Regions from separate parts of the Mus musculus genome. Here region 2 is linked to region 1. The links are chromatin contacts, found by Hi-C or POLR2A ChIA-PET in ENCODE. All regions are on one chromosome and are shown on one strand. Each heading gives the region's core, a stretch centred on a gene start or an enhancer-like site at or near the end of the contact. The rest is flanking DNA. Distances are from core to core; before and after follow the strand shown.

What was found. Hi-C counts contacts between places; a loop is a spot of excess contacts on that map. ChIA-PET counts read pairs that join two places held with the same protein, here RNA polymerase II (POLR2A).
Region 2: a loop to region 1 is called in a map of left cerebral cortex, with 6 times the contacts of the local background. The contact joins the promoter of Eapp here to the promoter of Sptssa in region 1. A Hi-C loop is called at or near these places in 5 of 37 maps with a recorded cell type or tissue (T-helper 17 cell, gastrocnemius, heart and 1 more). POLR2A ChIA-PET finds 5 or more read pairs at or near these places in 5 of 5 experiments (Patski and embryonic stem cell).

The regions. Positions count from the first base shown.
Region 1 is chr12:54,655,223-54,657,881 of GRCm38, forward strand. Sptssa (serine palmitoyltransferase, small subunit A) reads right to left here and starts at 1,350. Exons shown (of 2, transcript NM_134054.2): 1 at 1,150-1,350. The coding sequence starts at 1,261.
Region 2 is chr12:54,694,527-54,697,185 of GRCm38, forward strand. It overlaps Eapp (E2F-associated phosphoprotein), which reads right to left and starts at 1,368. Exons shown (of 6, transcript NM_025456.4): 1 at 1,185-1,368. The coding sequence starts at 1,258. Gm22513 (a small nuclear RNA gene) reads left to right here and starts at 2,256; the gene lies at 2,256-2,419.

The DNA of each region.
Region 1 (2,659 bases), core at 100-2,599:
TAATGAATTAATCAAAAGATTACCTGCTACTATTGAAAAGTTCCAATTAGGCATAAATTTAAATATAGATGTTATCTGACCTACAAAATCCAAAGAGCAAACTGAAGCTACAAATAAACGATTCGGAAAATCAGGCTTTCTTAATCCGGAGCCCCAAATATACATTCTGGTTATTAAACTTTAGGTTAGGAAATAATTGCTCACAGTAATAGTCTTGCAAGACGCTAAAATTTTTCAAGAGTCAGCTCCAAATAACCTCATGCTATTTCCACACCAGCACCCTTGAAAAAGCTTGCAAAGAAGCTCTACCTCAGTCCTAGGAACGCGTTTGTGAAGTTGTTCCTAACAAAGCTAAACCACAAGAAGCTGAGCGGATGAAATAAGCATGTGATGTGGTATATTCTTTTTATATTAAGGAAAGGAGAAGTGGAGCGTTAAAAGAATGAATTGCTAGTATTTCGTCGACACGGAAATCAGAGGATAGCGGCATAGACATTGGGCGAAAACAAACATCAGGCTTCACAACCTTGAGCTATTCGCTGGAGCTGTTAAAATTAGGCAAGATAACATACACACAAAGTGCTCAGCAAAGTCATCACTCAACAATTCTTAACCGGTGATAAACTAAACAACAAAGCACAGTTTGAAACCCCAGCAAAGTCTTTTCTGGGCACAGCTTGTACCTATGATGCAAAGAAGTCATAAATATAACACACTTTTAAAACTGCCATTTTGAAGCCCAAAAGGCCTTTCAGTAACTTACAAACTGCTTTCCAAAACTGTGTGGGAGTGTCAAGACCACGTACTCACAACCTGGTGAACTGGTTAGAGTTCTATCGCTCCAAATCAGGAATAGCTAAGGGTTAAAGACGCCCAAGCCCGGAGCGATTTGCAGCAACCCTGCCTCAAAGAATACTGAAGGATCAAAAGCAGGCGCGGCCGAAGCGGGACAAGGAAGCACCAGGGGAGACGTCGCCCTCCCGACTGCTTGCAGAAATCAGGATGCCTCCACCTTGGGCAGGGGAATTGCGTACAAGACCCGGATCTCCGCGGTTCCACCTCCCTTGACCCCAAGACACCCCCCCACCCCCTTCCAACCCGGCGCGCGCACCCCTCCACGCCCCAGCCAGGCCAGGACACACAGGATACTGAACACGGTTCGCTCCCAGGGCTCCAGCATGTAGAGCGCAGTGACCAGCAGGTACTGGTAGTAGAACCAGGACATCTGCTTCCATGCTCGCGCCAGCGCCATGCCCGCCATGCGCCTCCCGCGGTGTAGCAGCGTCAGGCGGGCCCGCGGCCCGCTCACCTCCTAAAGCCCCAGGCCTTGGGGCCCGCCCGCCACCACCCTGCGCCCATTGGTCCTGCCGAGCCTGCGCGTCACCGTGTACGCCCAACCCCGCGCGCACCCGAGCGGCCACCGCCGGCTCCTCCTGGCTTGCGCTTATTGGCCAAGCGGCCACTTCGTGTGCTCCTGTCCCGCCCCGCGCCTCGCCCGGAGCGAGCTCCCCAGCCCTGGGAAACGGTCTGGGTTTAAGTGCTAGTTCTGCATCTCCACGCGCACGCATGGCGGTTGCAAGACCGGCTTCAGTCCCCACTGGTGTCCATGCGAGATGGTGCCCTTAAGAGGCCGGATCCTTCAGACCAGCCCAGAAGGATTCCTTTAGAAACCAGTGTATGTAATCTCTCTCCTACCTCATGAATCCCTTCTGGGCCAAGAGATGATAGGGCTGGGTGAGAATGCTACTAAAGAGTCGGGCATGCAAATAAACAGTGCCTTGTGCAAGAGGGAATGCGGGGGTCAAAGAGAATGTGGATGCCAAATGACACCCAGCCAAGAAGATGTTGAAAACTGTAGAAGTAATATGTTCATCAGCTCTTCCCTTCCTCCGAGCACATGCGTGAAAACAGACCTATCTAGGATGCGCGCGCGAGTACACACACACACAACACACACACACACACACGCACTAGTATTCCCTAACCTAAAGACAAAAGAATTGGCCATAGACAGTTGCCAATATTTCTATGACTACACTTAGAAAACAACCATGTAGGTCACAATCAAGAGAAGTGCACTTGATCTAGTGGGTTCTAAAGACAGCTTGAGGTCAGCATGTGATCTGTCTCCTAAAGATTCACTCCTATGACCTGCAGCAGTACCGGCTGTATTCCACTCCTCTAAAGCCCATGCACTGTGTGCTTGTGAAATGACATAATTAAGTAGCCTGCAACTCACATGTCTAAAAGTTTCAAACCTGCTGCTTTAAGCTTTAAAACCTTTCCAGGTTGACAGGTATTAACTTAAATTCCTTATGCTCCTTACGAGCAAAGACCTTACAAACAACAATAGACTTGAGATCTGCTTTCACAAGGTGCCTAGTCATTTTATTTTATTTTATTTCGTCTTGTAGGTTACAGAACATCACGGAGGGAAGCCAAGCCAGGAACTCCAGGCAGGAGATTGAAGCAGAAACCACAGAGGAATACTGCTTAGGAGCATGCTCTTTCTGGCTTGCTCAACTTGCTTTCTTAAACGGCCCAGACCCCACTTGCCTAGCAATGGCACTGCCCACAGTAGGGAGGACACGCCCACCATAGACCAATCTCATGTTCCTCAGCTAAGGTTCCCTCTTCCCAAGTGATTCTAGTTTTTTGT
Region 2 (2,659 bases), core at 118-2,617, 39 kb after region 1:
CAGGGCCAGCAAGATAACTCAGCAGCAGACAAAGGGCTTGTCACCAAGCCTCATGACCTGAGTTCAATTTCTGGGACCCACATGGAAGGAGACAAGTTGTAGATTAAGACGCGGAGAAAAAAGCCAGGCGTGAGCTGGGCGTGGTGGCGCAAGCCTTTAATCCCAGCACTCGGGAGGCAGAGGCAGGTGGATTTCTGAGTTCGAGGCCAGCCTGGTCTACAAAGTGAGTTCCAGGACAGCCAGGGCTATAGAGAAACCCTGTCTCAAAAAAAACAAAACAAAAAAAAAAAAAAAAAAAAAAAAACTGCGGGAAAAAGAACAACAAAGCAAAAGCCAGCTGCAAGAAATGCCTTGGACATTTTTTTCTTGTTTTAAGACAAAATCTTACGTAGCCCAGAACCAGCTTTGAACTCTTCACCCTCTGGCCTCCTAAATGATGGGATTATAGGCATACACTACCATGTCTGACTTAATTCATTTAACTTTTAAATTACAGTTTTAAAAATGTTGTGTATAGCCGGGCATGGTGGCGCATGCCTTTGGTCCCAGCACTTGGGGGGCAGAGGCAGGCGGATTTCTGAGTTCGAGGCCAGCCTGCTCTACAGAGTGAGTTCCAGGACAGCCAGGCTATACAGAGAAACCCTGTCTCGAAAAACAAAAGAAAGAAAGAAAGGAAGAAAGGAAGGAAGAAAGAAAGAAAAATGTTGTGTATATGGGCATATGGGTGCTATGGCATGCGTGTGGAGATCATAACTTAAAAAAAAAAAAAAAGCCCATTCCTTTTTTTTTTTTTTTCCATTCTCTATTCCCTAGTTTCTACTTGACAGTCTTCAAGATAAGTACTTCGTGCTAAGGGCCAGGCCCTCACTAGCTTAGGACACTGTCCCATACTTGTATTTCCATTTACAGATGCGAGGCCGAGAACTGACTTGCCTTCGGTCACAGTGCTAGTAAACGGTAAACAGGGTTCCATCTAAGGCTTCACGCCTGGGGGCCCACGTAATTCCGGAACATCCCTCTTCCCGCACTGCTGTCCATCCTGGTTCCCTAGAGACTGAGCAGCGCCATCAAGCGCCCCGAGGCTCCCGCAAGTGAAGCGGACGACACTGCGCCCAGGGACGGCCGGCGCGAACAACACAACGGCCTCAGCCAAGGCAGGGCGGAGACGCGGGGCAGCGGCCCACCTGCTCAGAGCCGGCTCCTCGTCGCTCGGCTCTTCCACCGCGTACGGGTCATAGTCATCCTGGAGTCGGTTCATGGCGACCTGAGGACGCCTACACCGCCCCGGCGTCTGTGTACTCCGCCAGCGCCTTCCCCAAAGCTTCCCGGAGACTCCACTTCCGCCCGTACTGCGAGTCCTTCCTGTGCGCCTGCGCAAGCCGTCCAGTGACAAGGATGCAAGAGACGGGGCGTGCGGAGGGTCAATGTTAACACGTCTCTACGTTTTCTTTTCCGCTGAAAATAGCAGTTGTCTTTGTGCATTTTTCTTCTCGCCGCCGCCGCCGCCGCCACCTCCTCCTCCTCCTCCTCTTAACTTAAGCTTTATTTAGGTTTTGAAAAGGTCTCACTAACCCAGTCTAACCTGTAACCAGTTATGTAGCCCAGGCTGGCTTCGCTCTGCTTACCGTGACCTGCGGAGAGCTGAGATTACAGTTGTATATCACTATCCAGTCAGATTTATTTCTTCAAAGTTGTTATCTTAGCCCTTCTCTCATGGTTTTTATTAGGTTTATTGGCTGTGTGCAAGTAAATAATGTATAATAGACCTACTCAGAAAAACACCACGGAAAAACGATTTTTCTTTTACTAGTTAAACTTAACAAGGGTGGATCTCTTAGAATCCTGTCCTCCGCTAGCAGAAACTGAATTGAGCTAAAAAAAACTTTTTCTTTGCCCAGAGCCTGGGCAGAAGCTTAGGTTTTGAATTCCAGATTCGATTGCCCACTACCAACAAACCCCGCCCCCGCCTCACAGCCTTAGTGGGCGGAGTCGCGTTGAGGGGCCTACAGACGAGTTCCCGCGGCGTCACCACAAAGGCGTGGAATATGTAGATGAGAATTTCACGCAAAGGCTACCGGTTCTCCCTAAATAGACATTTTTTTCCGTTATTGATAATATTTACATAATATAAGCGTATATTTATGGATCAAGGTTAGAAAAGAGAATATAATGTAGAGAAGACGCATTGAGGAAGAGACCGTAGTTATAAAGTAAGTATACAATGATGGAGAGCCTGCACACGGCACTCGCAACTCATACTTACCTGGCAGGGGAGATACCATGATCACGAAGGTGGTTTTCCCAGGGCGAGGCTCATCCATTGCACTCCGGATGTGCTGACCCCTGCGATTTCCCCAAATGCGGGAAACTCGACTGCATAATTTGTGGTAGTGGGGGACTGCGTTCGCGCTCTCCCCTGGCATTTTTGTTGAAAAAATAGAAAACATTTACTTTAGCATTGCGAAAGACTTGCTTTCTACCTGGTGTTTTAGTTTTTTTTTTTTTTTTTTTTTTAAAGATTTATTTATTTATTATATATAAGTACACTGTAGCTGTCTTCAGACACTCCAGAAGAGGGCATCAGATCTCATTACGGGTGGTTGTGAGCCTGGTTGCTGGGATTTGAACTTCGGACCTTCGGAAGAGCAGTCGGGTGCTC